2 separate regions of the Mus musculus genome follow, and region 1 is linked to region 2. A link is a contact called in ENCODE Hi-C or POLR2A ChIA-PET data. All regions are on one chromosome and are shown on one strand. Each heading gives the region's core, a stretch centred on a gene start or an enhancer-like site at or near the end of the contact. The rest is flanking DNA. Distances are from core to core; before and after follow the strand shown. Region 1 has its middle 46 kb from the start of D730003I15Rik. Region 2 holds the start of D730003I15Rik (RIKEN cDNA D730003I15 gene).

The links. Hi-C counts contacts between places; a loop is a spot of excess contacts on that map. ChIA-PET counts read pairs that join two places held with the same protein, here RNA polymerase II (POLR2A).
Region 1: a map of heart shows a loop between it and region 2 (2.0-fold over the local background). The contact joins the enhancer-like site here to the promoter of D730003I15Rik in region 2. A Hi-C loop is called at or near these places in 6 of 37 maps with a recorded cell type or tissue (adrenal gland, gastrocnemius, heart and 2 more). POLR2A ChIA-PET finds 5 or more read pairs at or near these places in 3 of 5 experiments (Patski and embryonic stem cell).

What each region holds. Positions count from the first base shown.
Region 1 is chr1:191,266,392-191,273,992 of GRCm38, reverse strand. No RefSeq gene overlaps it. Among named protein-coding and RNA genes, the nearest start is that of D730003I15Rik, 46 kb to the right of the region's middle. Within about 2 kb of position 4,654, at least 1 of the 3 ENCODE cell types and tissues checked has a DNase peak (open chromatin) inside an H3K27ac peak, as active enhancers do; it is heart, where a contact is called at or near this core.
Region 2 is chr1:191,220,596-191,228,219 of GRCm38, reverse strand. D730003I15Rik (RIKEN cDNA D730003I15 gene) reads right to left here and starts at 3,766. Exons shown (of 2, transcript NR_151547.1): 1 at 3,678-3,766; 2 at 2,533-3,011.

The DNA of each region.
Region 1 (7,601 bases), core at 3,405-5,904, 45 kb before region 2:
TTGCTCCCTAGAGCGGTGCCCATGGAAGGTTGTAGAACCTTTAAGAGGTGGGGCCTAGAGAGAGGTCTTCTTGTCACTGGGGGCATGTCTTTGGGTGGGGTATTGGGACCTCAGCTCCTTTCTCTTCTTTCTTTTCCACTCCAGGCAGGGCCCTGCCACCCAATCCTACCACACTGTGACCCTGCTCATGGCCCTAAAGCAATGGGCAAGCCAGGCATGGACTGGAGCCTCTATAAATACGGGAAGGGATCAGACAGTTTGAGTGACCACAACAAACATCCCAGTACATTATTCTAATGGTCCAGATAAAACACTTCACATCACTGATACAGATAAGCAGCACCTGCCTCTCTCTACCTGTGGGTCCCACAGCTGCACACCAAAACTACTTCAGAACCCCATCTGTACTGCACAGGCTTCATTCTTTAAACAACATATTCACCAACTATTTACACAGCATTTATGCTGCATTAGGCATAAGTTGTAACTGTGAGCTTTTCAACCCAACCTCTTTGTTCAATTACTCTGAGACTTAATTATTTATGAATATATGCCTAGCTCATAAGTGTTAGCTTGTTCAGCAACTAGCTTGTAACTTATATAATCTGTTTATTCTAGTCTATGTCTGGCACAAGATTCATACGGCCGACTTCCTCAGAGTTGGGGCAAATCTCTCCACCTCCTGCTCTATCCCAGAGTTCCTGTCTTTCTGCTGGATGTCCCACCTTCTAATCCTGCCTCACCTGATTGGCCATCAGCTTTTTATTGACAGATGATGCTTCCACACAGTGCACAAGAGAGTCTCTCTACAATAAGTGCCACAGAAAGGCTGTGAAGTGTAGGACACGTGGGTTATATTCAAATGCCAAACTATTTCATGTGAGGAGTTTGGAGGCTCCAGGGACTTCAGTATTCTCTCTGGTACACCTCTCTTTCCTGTAGACACCAGAGATCACTGTATGTGAATTAGTGAGTGTGTGGGTGAATGAATGAGTGAATGAGACAGAAAGGATCTTGCTGTCTATAGGAACATGGTGGAAACACAGGTCCACCCCTTGACAAGCACAGCGATGATTATTTTAGGTAAGAGGCATCAATGGAAACGAACATCTGTGGGAGGAAATACGATGAGGAGGAAGTTTGCATAATGTCAGTGTCTCCTCATGACACTTAATATAGCAAGGGAAGGTGGTGACCTTGGAGTGGAAAGGCTTGGTGGACACCACCTGCACCAGGTGACCAGTTGCCATAGTGGTAATCTGACACATATTCTCTTGCCTGGAGAATCTGGGATGGATCAACATAAACTATGATGTTCCAGCCAAAAGTGTCCAAAGTAGGCAGTCACTTCAGCCAAACACAAATCTAATGACATTCTAAAAAAAAAAAAAAAAAAAATCCAGGCCGTGGTGACACATGCCTTTATTTCCAGCACTTCAGAGGCAGAGGCAGTCGGAACTCCAAGTTCAAGACCAATGTGGTCTACAGAGAGAGTTGCAGGATAGCCAGGGCTGCCATACAGAGCAACCCTGCCTTGATAAAACAAAAACAAAACCAAACAAAACTAATGAACCAAGCAATCAAACAAAAACAGCAACAATACAGCAACAAAAAGGACATTTATTCTACAATCAAATGGCACTTGTGGAGTCCTCTCAGTCCAGAGACCACAGAGACATAGAGGTCGATTGCCCTGGTGATGCCTGCTGGGCTCCCAGGCCAGACCCAGACACCAGTGGGGCAGAAATGGGATGTATGTACAATGTACAACATCTGATGTAAGTTGGTAGCTCTGGTTAATTTCCTGGTATTGGTGACCGCTCTCATGTACAGTGTTGGGAAAAAGTGAAGAAAACTATCTGGGAATTGTTCATACCACACTTGCCCAGGCCTGTGTCCTAGTTAGGGCCATCATTGCTGTGAGGAAACACTATGACCAAAAGCAAGCTGGGGAGGAAAGTGTATATTCGGCTTACACTTCCACAGCACTGTTCATCACTGAAGGAAGTCAGGACTGGAACTCAAACAGAGCAGGAACCTGGAGGCAGGAGCTGATGCAGAGACTAGAGAGGGGGTGCTGCTTACTGACTTGCTCCTAATGGCTTGCCCAGCCTGCTTTCTTACAGAGCCCAGGACCGCCAGCCCAGGGATGGCACCACTCACAATGGGCTGGGCTCTACTCCATCAGTAACCAGTTAAGAAAATGCCCCGCAAGCTTTCCTACAACCTGATCTTTTCTCAATTTAGGTTCCCTCCTCTCAGGTGACTTGAGTTTACGTCAAGTCGACATGAAACTAGCCAGTGTAGTCTGAAATCATTTTGAAAACCAAAACAAAATCCGCCCTGTTTTGCAACTTCTCAGGCTTCCGACAGCTGTGTGTGGAGTCAGTCGCTTCACAGATTACACCTTGTTGACCTGCGGGTCTGCCTTCCCTGTTCGCCCCATCTTACAAACCCATTTGCAGGGAGGGTATCCAGTTACTGAGTTGGTCTCCTGAATCCCAGAAGTCACCGCCAAGACTTCTCTTTTTCTCTCATTCTATGGCGACCCCACCTGTGAGCCTTGTGTTCATCTGATTTCTGTTGCTGCAACAAAATACCAGAGTCTGGTATTCTATAAGGAGAGAGTTTGCTTAGCTCACAGCTCTGAAGGCTGGGAAGCTCACGGTTGGCTTGCCCCATCTTCTGAGGTTCTCATTGCTGGTAAGGCCCTCACTAGAGCAGGGATTCCCAACCTTCCTAACGCTGCCACCCTTTGATACAGTAGTGACCCCCAGCCATAAAATCATTTCTGGTGCTACCTCATAACTGAAGTTTTACTACTGTTATGAATTGTAATGTAACTACTTGTGCTTTCCAATGACCTTAGGTGACCCCGAAGGGGTCACAACTCACAGGTTGAGAACCATTGCTCTATAGCATTCTAGGAGGCATAGGGCATCGCATGGTAAAATGGGGCATCCAAGAGAGCATCAAACTGGCTTTTAAACAGACCTATTGTAAGGGGGAATTCATTGTTATGGTTTAGATAAATGTCCCATGAAAGCCCATATCTGAAAAGCTTGGTCCCCAGCTCACAGTGCTATTGGTTTAGCCCTTTAAGAGGTGAGACCTAATGGGGAGGTTGCCTGGCCACTCTGGGCATGCTCTCAAAGGGGTTGGTAGCAGCCCAGCCCTTCTCGCTGTCTCTGCTTCTCAGCTGCTATGAGGTGAGCTGCTCCAGCCCACCATGCTCACCCCTAATGCTCTGCCTCATCACAGCCCGAAGGCAACGGGGCCTCAGACACTGTCCTGACTGGTTTTGTGTCAACTTGACACAGAGAAAGGAGCCTCCCTTGAGGAAATGGCTCCATGAGATCCAGCTGTAAGGCATTTTCTCAATTAGTGATCAAGGGTGGGAGGGCCCCTTGTGGGTGGTGCCATCCCTGGGCTGGTAGTCCTGGTTTCTATTAGAAACCAAGCTGAGCAAGGCAGGGGAAGCAAGCCAGTAAGTAACATCCCTCCATGGCCTCTGCATCAGCTCCTGTCTCCAAGTTCCTGCCCTGTGTGAGTTCCAGTTCTGACTTCCTTTGGTGATGAACATCAATGTGAATGTGTAAGCTGAATAAATCCTTTTCTTCCCAACTTGCTTCTTGGTCATGATGTTTGTGCAAGATAGCAACCCTGACTAAATCATGAACAAAAATAGGTGGAAGGAAGCTGACAGACACGTGAACCCACAGATGGGCTAATCTGTTCATGAGGACCAAGCTCTTACGACCCAGCTCCACATGCTCTTTCAGAGTACTTTACAGTGGAGGTTTTAGTTCTAACCACAGCAGGGATCATCTCCTAGAATGTACTACCAGCCAGGCTGCTTCCCACCACTCTCTGCAGTACCCACACCATGCTGTCATTTCTAAGCAAATATGACTCTTGCCCTCCTGAGTTTTCTTCTTCTCCACCTTCAACTTCCAAAGGGGAAGGAAGACCTCATATCACTGTCCTAATGTGACAGCTCCATATCCTGTCCCTCCTCTCAGCCCCCCACCCTCACCCGCCCCGGGAGCTTGTGTGGCAGTCACCAGTGTGAGAGCTTTTAGTCCCACCTTCCCTCACTGAGAGTCTGACTGCCCACGACCTGCCCAGAGGGGCCCTTCTACTTTCATTGGCGCCTCTGGCAGACGGAGGAAAGGGAACGGGAGGGTCTAAGGCTCTTACTGCTGAGCCCTGGATGACTCTGCAGAGACATTTCCTGGGAACTTGCTCTGGCCTAACCCTGTGTGGCAACCGGCTCACGCAGCCACCTCCAGAGACGCTGACCCACCACTCAGTCCTCTTACTTCCTGATTTAATACTAAATACAGACAAAGCTTTCTACACGCACATGTGCTGAGGAACCAAACCAGCAAGGCTAAAAATACCCACTCCTCACACCTCATTCCCTTTTCTAAATTTATAACTCAGGAGCCTGGAGATTCTGTCAGAATGTAGTAACTCCGACTGTGAGCAGCAAGAGGGTTACAAGGCAGACTGTCTGAGACACTAGGAGTCCAACATCAGTGTGCTCTGCTGTTTGGGATGCTCTTCCTGGGGCTGGGCCTGAGCATCAGGCAGGGGACCAGCAGGCTGAGCTCATGGTATGAAGCATGCTTTTCCCGGCTATCCCCTGGTGTCCAGTTTGACACATGGATAAGCATGCTCCTGCTTCCAGGAAAGCTGACTCAGGCATGTCCGAACCATTCTCTCCTATTCATTCCTTCCCTTACAAACAGTTACTACACACCCACAATGTGTCAGATAAAAACCCACCCTCCCAGGAGCTCGCATTTTATCAGAAAGACAATAATAAAAAGTATATAGCATGTTCATCTGGGTTAAGTGTCACAGACAAAAAGAAAGGACAAAAAAAAAAAAGGGTGGAGATGCTAGGAAGACCCTACTGAATAATACCACAGATGCAGATGCAGCTGTGCCATGCACCTGTGCTGTCCACCTGTTCTGTGCACCTGTGCCATGCACCTGTGCTGTCCACCTGTGCCATGCACCTGTGCTGTCCACCTGTGCCATGCAGGTTCTTAGAAACATGTTCCAAGCAGAGAGGAAGCCATTGCCCAAGCCTGAAAGTGGGGTACACCTGGAGTCCTTTAGGCCACTGCAGCTGGTTGCAGTGAGCAGACACCACTATGTTAGGAGCTACACAGGCCATTGTGAGGGCACCAATTCCTACTCAGAATTAGGGCATGATCCCATCAGAAGAAGGCTATGGGCTGAGGAGCGGCCGCCGCTGACTTCCCAGAAGAGTGGGGCTGCTGAGTTAACTCCTTGAATTACAGAGGAAGCAGGAGTACACAAGGAGGCAAGGAGACATTAAGGACAACAGGACAAAGCAGGCAACGGCTGGCTGTGAATCACAGCAGAATGGCAAGAGGGGCAAGTGTCCAAATCCGTTGCAGGTTGAAGGGATGCCGGCATGAGAGAAACAGAAGTCAGCTGTGTCTCTAGGTGTGCGACCTAAGCAATGACAGCGCAGCTGTCTTTGACTGTAGGAGGAAAGACTAAGGATTTGGCCTTCAACCTACAACCTAGGAAGATGGTCTCAGACATCCCTATGATGTAGGAGCCAGTAGGTGGTGGAGGGTGAGTGAGCTCTGGAGGGGCTCGGGCTACAGCAGCCCCTGTAGCTCCTGCTGACAGAAAGCTAGATGTGGTGAATTCACCAAGAAGGTGGGGGCTGGAAGACCCAAGTGCTAAGCACTGGGGCACAGCTGCATTCACACAGAGGCACAGGGGCCAGCCGGGAAGCTGCCCCCTGTAGCTGTGCCACAGAGCTCTGTGCACAGATTTGCAGTTTCTGTGCTGGTGTGTGACACTCTAATTTACAACCCTGGAATTACGACACAGGGCAATGTGGCCAAGGAGAATGTCAAGAATTCAGAAGGGCAAAGGTGACTGAGGAGAGCTGGAATCCTGTGATGTTTTGAGCAGAGAGGGAGAGCTCACATCCATGAAAACAGCAAGATGACATTTAGAACGAGGAAGCAGCTCCAGCAAGGGCCTGGAGATGACATTCCAAGGAGGAGGAAGTAGGGTGGAGTGTGGAAGACAGCAGCCCATTCTTTCTGGCTGGTCCCTAAAGGGGAACGTAGACGTGAAGCTGACCGGAAGACACTTTACTGTTGGGGATTGGTCCTATTGCTTTGAATTAGTCCAGCCCCCCCAAATGGAAATCTGCCTGTTCAAACCGCTGAAGGTTCTTGTCCCCAATTGGCTTTTGATCAACCAATAAAGAGCCAACAGCCAATGGCTGGGTAGGTAAACTGAGGTGGGACCTTTGGATCTGCACAGGCTAGGAACTGGGAGGAAGGAGAAGGAGAATCGCCATGATTCGGAGGGAGATGGATTAGATTTAGAGCTGCAGAAGGAAAATCATCCGAAATGTAGGTGAGAAAGAATGCAGCCCCAGAAGCCTCTTAGGCAGCAAAGACTAGGGGGCTGCCCAGAAGGAGAGGGCAACAAAGATAAAATATAGAATTGGAGGGTATTAAGTCAGCAGTACTGGAGGAAAATATGTGCTAGCAGGGGAAGGTTCAGGAGTGCTCAGCCTTTGAGCTAGTCACGACACGTCAAAAATTAACTGACAAATGTGTCTTTCATTTTCAAATCCTAAAAGCTCCTGGGTGGGCAGGTGTGCAACCCACCGCGAGCCAGAATGGTTAACAAATTGCTGCTATACTTTACCAGAACAAACCCACAGCGTTGAGGATCTTTACAGGGTGGCCTTACCTTTGGGGAGCCATAAGATGGAGGGCTCCTGAGGATCCCAGGGGGCTCTCTTGGGAACATGTCATCCTCTTCAATTTATGAATGCAGAGATGGACTGGGAGCCACTTGTTCATGTCTACGCCTTAAGAACAGGCTACAGGTTGTGACTTGACCGGATGCCTGGGAGGAAGTGAGCTGGAGTAGGTTGCGGTGCTGTGACCTGGAAATGCAGGAATGGAAGTGAAGGGTCAGGTGTCCGTGGGCTAAACCGAGAAGAAAGGGGTCAGAGGGCACTGTGATGGAAAGGCAGAACCCGAAAAAGGGAGCAAAGACAGGGCTGGGCTCTGGAGCTTCAGCAGGGGCTAGGAGAACTAACAAGGGAACGGTTCCTCCCGGAACTCCTCCCAACTACACTGCTACACTGTTCTCTGAGAAGCCAGCCCAGGCCCCAGTGCAAAGCGCTTGGGAAAGTGCTGTGAGCAGACTAGAAAGTGGTCACGGGAAGGAACACACAGGGTTTAACCACAGGGCCAGTTAACTGACATCAGTAAAGACTCGGGGTGCTTCTGGGCACAGCCAGATGTGACCCCATGTCTCTCCACATACAGGGCCCCAAAGGGAGCTTGTGGTGTTGGCCCACAGCACAGATCTCTCCAAATATGAGCCAAATATGAGTGGCCAGAGCCCCAGAACATGGATTCAGTTTGACCTAAGTGACCTGTTCTACCATGGACGTGGTTACATGAACATGTTTTGTTTGCTTGGGGGAGGCAGGATCTCATATAGCCCAGGCTGTTTCTGAACTCACTATGTAGCTGAGGATAACTTTAAACTCCTCCCGTCTCCACCTCTCACGT
Region 2 (7,624 bases), core at 2,517-5,016:
AAGCATTTTTATCTAACAAGCTATCCCCTAACCCCACAGAATTACTTTCAATTTACATTTCACAAAATTGGGGTTTTGAAAGCTAATTCCTCATAGTAATAAATGCCAAGCTGGGTGGGAGGCCTCTGGAATATGGCAGCTCAGTTGTACCATACCATGGAGCAGTGTGACATCCTCTCATTCTAACTTCACTGGCTAGTAAATGCGTATCTTTCCCTTCTCCTAGCTAGTGAGGGCAATGTTTTCCTATTTGCTCTTCTGGTTCACTATATAAAGAATTTGTAATATCTCCATCTTCTGTAATTTTACTGTCATTCCCTGGTTTGGGTTTTCTGTGGTTATCACTCTTTCTGTTCTGCTTCACTCCTCTATTGGCTTTGACCTATGTTCCACTTTTGGTATGTTTTCTTGTTTTGGTTCCTTATATAATCCATGCTTAGCATTAAAAAAGTATTACTCTGTGTGAGTGCACATGAAGGTTGGAGGGCAACCTGGAAGAGTTGGTTCTCTCCCACCACAGAAGGATCTGAGATTGAGCTGGTCGGTCATCATGTTTGCATGGCAAGCACCTTTAACTCACTGAGCCACTACCCCAGTCTCTTCCCATCCTCGTTAAAACACACATACACACACACATACACACAAACACACACATACCTACATACATACACACACACACACACACACACACACACACACACACACACAGAGCCCTCATGTAGCCCAGTCTATTCTCAAAATGGCTATGTAGCTGAGGATGACCCTGACCCCTGATCCTTCTGCCTCCACCTCCACATTACAAGTATGAGACATTTTTTCTGGCTAGGAATTTTCTGTTCCCATCTTTGTCACTAAAGACTATCTAGTTGTCCCATATTTCCAAGTATAAATAGCTGAAAAGCATTTCACTCTAGATTAGATTTCAAAACGAATTTTCTGCGCAGGCTTATAATTCTAACACTCTGGAGGTTGGGGCAAGAGGATCACTAGTTAAGAGGCCAGCCTGGGCTACCTAGGAAGACCTGACTAAAAATGGAGAAGTTATGCTCCAATATAAATGCTATAATGCACTTGAACATTTTATTGAAAAGGATTATAATGTGCCTACAACTGTTTTATAAAGGTGAGTGACAGAAGATGATTAAGATATGCTCTGGCTGAGTTGTTCCTCACTGATTATATTTTAGAGACTGCCTAATGTATGATTTGAGAACACAGAGTGAAACTTCTAAATAGAATCATTAGATTTTTTTTAAAGAAGAGAAACAGAAAAAAAAAATCCTATTAGATTTAAATAGGCCCTTACTTGACTAATGTGCTTTTCATTTTGTTGTTAGAGACGCTCCTACCTCTGCCTACCAAGTGCTGTGCATCTGAACTCTGTCATGAGGAACGTACATTCTCCATGGCTCAATGACCTGGCCATCAGAGCATAGCACATGGAAATAAGTACAGCACTGAGCAGCTGGGCACAGACCTGGTTTTGGTAGTAACTAGGCACATGATTACCAACAAGCTATCTGTCTCCTGAGTCTGTTTCCTTACTTGTACAGTGAATGGAAGGATTGGTGTCCTCTAAACTCCCTTGAATACCTTACAGTTTTGATGGAAACCACATTTAGCTCCTAAATGTAAAAGAGTTTCTCAACAATAAAACTGAGATAAATAATAAAATAATAAAAAGGCAGCTCAAGGTACAATTTAGTGTAGAATACAATGAAGCCCTTGGTTTAATTCTCAATAGCATGCATAAAAAATAGGATCAAGTTGGGGGGAGGGGAGTGGGGAGGAGGGTATGGGGGACTTTTGGGATAGCATTGGAAATGTAAATGAAGAAAATACCTAATTAAAAAAAAGAAAAAAAATAGGATCAAGAGCAGTGGTTCTCAACCTGGGAGTTAAGACCCCTTTGGGGGTTGAACTACCCTTCCAGGGGTTGCATATTAGATATCTTGCAAATCATATATTTACATCATGAATCATACCAGTAGCAAAATTAGTTATGAACGACCAACAAAAATAATTTTATGGTGGGGGTTACAACACCACAATCTGTATTAAAGGGTCACGACATTAGAAAGGTTGAAACACTGGTCAAGAGCCAGCTATTGCTATATAAAATGCCAATACTGGATTTTAATCTTCAAGTCTTTTCTAATATTTTTATTTTATGTACATTGTGTTTTGCCTGCATGTATGAGGGAGTTGGTCCCCTGGAACAGGGGTTACAGACAGCTGTGAGTTGCCATGTGGTCCTCTGGAAGAGCAGCCAGTGCTCTTAACTGCTAAGTCATCTTTCCAGCCCAACCTTCAGGTCCTTTAAACTGGTTAGAGGTGGATAATTACAGGGACTAAAGTTCTAAAATGTTTGCACATCCATGTTTGCATATGAACTCAGAAGGGTTGTATTTATTTTTGGAATGCAAACGAAAGAACACACCAGATTCTCTCATTCTTGTCACATTCTCCACGATTAACCTTTCTTTTAAAAAGTGGGGATAGGGGGTTGGAAAGAAGAAACTGAAGCACTCAACCATTAGAAACCACTTTTATCATTAAACACTTCAAGTTTCCCAATACCATAAAGGCCAGAGGCTATCATTTTACAGCTTATACAGAGACAACCCATGTGAAACCTGAGGCTCCCTCACTAACAGAATGCAGGTCACTGTGACATGGCAAACAACTCTGTGTGTCAAAAGAACAGCTCACTTTCTGATGACAGGGCTGCGGTGCCAATTTTACAAGGTGCCTGGCATTCATTTCTTCAACACTAAACTTTTATCTGGTTCCTGATCCCACACATTATGGCAAATCTCGAACACCAACCCTCTCTGGTCATCCTCATGTGAGATGGGAGAGAGGGTGGGGGTCAGTGCACCCCCTGTCTTCAAAGTTGAGCTGATGCAAGCAGATGTCTTCCTTTCCAATCTAACCACACATCCTTGACCCGGTTACTCTGGATGACAGACATGTCCTCCTCCACTCCTCACAGACATGCAGGAAACCATCTTGAGTTCAGCAGGGAAGATACAGAGATCGGAAGCCCCTTAGTAAGACCCCGGGCCAGGGTCTCCTCAGCTGGTCGCAGGGTCAGCCACCACGTTTACTCTCGCTCTTCACAAGTTTTCATTACAACCCAACACTACCTAAACTTGAACTCTGATAAGTTTCACCCACCAGGGGACTTTCTAGAACTTGCTTCGGTTGAAAGAGGTGTGGCCCACAGACCCAGATGCCACACCTCTCTGACTGACATCGCTCTGGACCTGCAGTGCAAGGGCTGTCCACACAGTCGGGCTCAGCTGCCCCGGGCTCTGCCGACTGACCCCACGGGTGCACCTACGTGACCCGGAGAGGACACCCCACACAACGCCTCACCTCAGATGAACCTGGCGACCCACTCCTGAGGGGTCCCGTGTCCGAGCTGTGGAGACCTTGTGCAGTCACTTCACGTGACCTGAAGACCCCGCTCACCAAGAGGACCAGGGCTTGCCGCCTCACCTCATGCAACCCCATCCTCGTCGCGAGGGGACCCTTACCCAAACCCATCACGACCCGCCTCACCTCACGTGACTCCGGCCCCCCAGTCCTGAGGGGAACCCCCACCTGAGCATGCCGCCTCACGGAGTCACGTGAGGACCCCACCCGAGCCCGTTGCGACCCCGCCGCCTCACCTCGCACGACCCTGACACCTCAGAGCTAAAATTAGACAGGCGGAGCGGCGCGCTCACGTGCGCGCGGCCCGGAAGGGCGGAGGCCCGACTGCGTGAGTCATCAGCCCCGCCCCTTCACGGAGAACGCTGTGACGTAAGCGCGCTGCCGAGAAGCCGGGATAGAAAGTTCGAGTTTCGCTGTCTTAAAGGGGCCGTAGCTCGCACTGCACCCGTTCGGTCACCTCAAACAAAAAGTATGCTGTCCAGGTCACAGAGCTGACCATCGTCAAGCTCTTAATCATTGCCATAGGGCTGGCTCCAGAATTTTCATTTTTTTCGTGCTAAAGTTTGGCTGACCTAGGGCCCAGCCCTGTGGAGCCTACCCATGAGTTTTCTGGAACTGGAGAGGCTGTGCTTAAGAGACCTGGGCTGGCCCATTAGGGCCAGAGCTGCCCGAGGCAGGCCTTGCTTCTCAGTCCTGAGCCATCCACTGTGGTCACGGTCATGCCAAGAACAGTTTCGGAGAGGTCGCACTGTGGGAAGGGAGCCCAGTGGGACAATGGCAGGTGGTCACAGTCCGTCTTCTGGCTACTCACGCCAGACACACGGGAAGTCCTCAGCGTGGACATTTAGAAGCTAACCATTCCTGTCCTTAGTCTCCATACCTGTGTGACCTGCCCTGTCTCCTGTCCATCATGCTTCTGTGATTTCGGTTTTGCTCCGATACGTGGAGTCTGTGGTCAAACATCTTTGTGCCCACCAGGAGATGGAGAAAGCCCAGGCAGCCCCAGGTGCCCAGGAAAAGACTGCAGGGCAGCCACTTCTTGGTGCAGGCACCTGCAGTGAGCTTTCTTACTTTCATTCAGGGGAGATCACCTGCCTGAGATCTTGTGGCCTGTGAGGAATAGAGGGTCTTAAGCAGTTCGCGTGCACAAGCACATGCACGCGCACACATACAAATTGATAAATCCGGAGGAATTCTAAGTCAGCACATCACAAAGACACCAATACACCCAAGTTTATTGCTGCACTATTCACAATAGCTAAATAAAGAACTAACCCAGATGGCAATCAACAGATACATGGTTAAAGAACATGCGTTCTATATGTATACATGTATGGGATTTTAAAAATTATTTATTTACATGTATGTGGGTGAGTATGGGAGCAAGTGCTACAGTGTATCTGTGGAGATCAGAGAGCAGGTTGGTTCGTTCCTTCCACCAGGTAGGTTGTAGGGAATGAACTCCGGGTCTGAGGATTATTGAAGTCTTTATCTGCTGAGCCATCTTCTGGCCCCAGCAATTGAATTTTGCTAGCAAAGAATGAAAATTGCTGTAGGAAAAATGGATGGAACTGGAAATCATTGTGTTAAGTGACCTAAGCCACACTTGGGGAAAGTATAGCATGCTTTCTGTCATATGCAGAATCTAGATTTAAATCTGTATATGCATGTATATGTGTGACATGAAAGCAGAGAGGACACTATGGAGGCTGGAGACATGGCTCCGCAGTTACAAGAAAGACCTGCTCCTGCAGAGGACTAGAGTCAATTTCCAGCACATTAGCTCCTTACAGATACTAGGGATCCAACACCCTCTGGCCTCTGGAGACACTGCACTCCTGCACATACCTACCTATACGGACATAGACACATATAACCTAAACTTCTAAATCAAAAAGGGGAGGAGCTCGGGATGAAGTGCAGTCAAAGCAGCCGGAGAGGAAAGAAGGCAGAACTGGGTGCAGAAGGAAGGACTGTTTGAGGGGAAGGAGGAGCAGTAAGTGGTATGAGGCTTAGAGGGCAGTCAAGAGGAGAATAAGAAAGTATTAGGGCCTGTGTATAAACACATCACAATGGAACCCATTTCTTTGTATGTTAACAAAAGAAAATAATTAAAAAGGGGGGGGATCAGAAAAACAACTTAAAAAAAAAAAGACCCAGGTAGGGCAATGGGTACGAATGAGCCTGCAAACTGTCAGAGGTCAGATATGTGACATAAAACGTCGTGGCGTGAACATAGGAAGAACTCGAGAAAGGGTTCTGGGGACTGCCATCTCTCCCATCTTCTCTCTTCCACCCAACTTCCAGACAGGTGACCCAGAGGGTGATTTTCCCCACAGAATGGCACTATGAGGTCCACTGCTGTTTTTAAATCTGCAGTAACTGAGATCTGGTGTCATCATAGCAGCGTTTGATTTTCTGAGCTTCCAGCTCTCACTCCCCACCCCAGAAGCTCCACTCCATTAAATGTCAGGACGAGTCATAAACGCAAACACCACCACTAATGTGGAAGGATTGTGCTCTCCGGCAAACAGCCCCAGCAGGCAAAGAGCAGGAGTCCTTGGACCATTCCCAACCACATGGGTGACTCACTTGGTGACACAAAGCACCAGGCACACTGCAGACCTGAGCAGTAGGCACACTCTCCCACAGGAGTGGAGAGTATGGCCCAGGACCCAAGAGTCAACAGCACTCCCTGGATCCAGCATGGTGAAACTCAGAAGTCACTGGCTGAGCTGGACTCCATGGTAATTCTCGAGCCGTGTGCTTGTGAGCCATGAGCCCTGTCCTAGAGTACTCCTGTTTCACACAACGCTCCTAAGATAGCTGGGTAGGATCAGGTCGTCCTTCTCACAGGTCAGAAGTGCACCGTGCTTATTCCTACCTCCCTGTATAACTTGGACATCTGCACCCCTAGTAATTTATTAGAAACTTTCTTTATTTATATTGCAGCCTATCCAGTCTATTCAGGCATTAAGTAGCTTCACCATTTATGTAAGAGTTTATGTCTTAAAATGAAGGGTGAGGGGTTTGCTATAATAATAATAATAACAGAAACTCTATAACTGTTACACATAAAATAATAATTGTAATTGAATGATAATGATTTAGTACATTTATTTGCGGTTATCATGTTTGTAGGGATCAGAGGACAACTTGTAAAGGTCAGGTTTGTCCTTCTACCACACCAATGATAGGAACTGATCTCAGATCTGCAGGCTTAGAGGCAAGCCCCTTCACCCGCTGAGCTACCTCACTGGCCCAGAGAGGAGCTCAGAGACTTCTTACAGTTAATATCTTCCTTCTCTGCCCACATCTATCCTCACCTTCAAACAGGCATTGGTGGAGGCAGGAGCTGTGAGGAGAGAACTCTGCACAAATGTGTGTAAACAGCTTCTGAATTCTCAAAGCTCTGAGCTCCTTGGTCTCTCTGGTCACATGTGGTAGAGGCTTGTGGTAGCTAGGTCTGTTTTTATTGTCAACTTGACCCAACCTAGAAGCACCTGGAGTGAGGGAACCTCAAGTAAAGAGTTGCCTCAATCGGATTGCCTTATGGCCTTATCTGTGGGGAATTGTCTTGTTCCATCATTGGTGTGAGAGGGCCTGGGCCACGGTGGGCAGCACCGTGCCTAGTCAGCTGTGCCTGGGCTGTATAAGAAAATTAGCATAAAGTAAGTCAGCAGACCAGTAAGCAATCTTCCTCTTGGGTTCTGCTTCAAGCTCATGCCTGGGCATCCCTCAGAGAGGGAGTATATACAACCTGTAGACATAACTAAACCCATTCCTTCCCAAGTTGCTTTTGGTCGTGGTATAGAGGACAGGTCTCTTTCACAAGTCACCATGAAGCAAGTGGCACGCACAGCATGTGTTTGTTTCTCACGGTTCTGGAGTCTGGAGAGTCCATGTCCAAGGTGCAGGAGCTGCAAGTGCTGGTGGGGACCAGCTCCCTCGTTCATGGCTGCCTTCTTGTTGACTCGTCATATGACCTTTTCTTGGCGTGTGTCCATGGAAGTTAGGCTGTCTGTGTCTTCTTTTCATGAGAACACTAATCCCATCAGCAGGGACTTGCTCTGCCGCCCTAACCTACTTATCACACCCCAAAGAAAGGGTTTGCTCCAACTTGATATGGTGGCTCTCATTTGTGCTTCCAGTTCTGAGGAGGCCGAGGCAGGAGGATTATTGT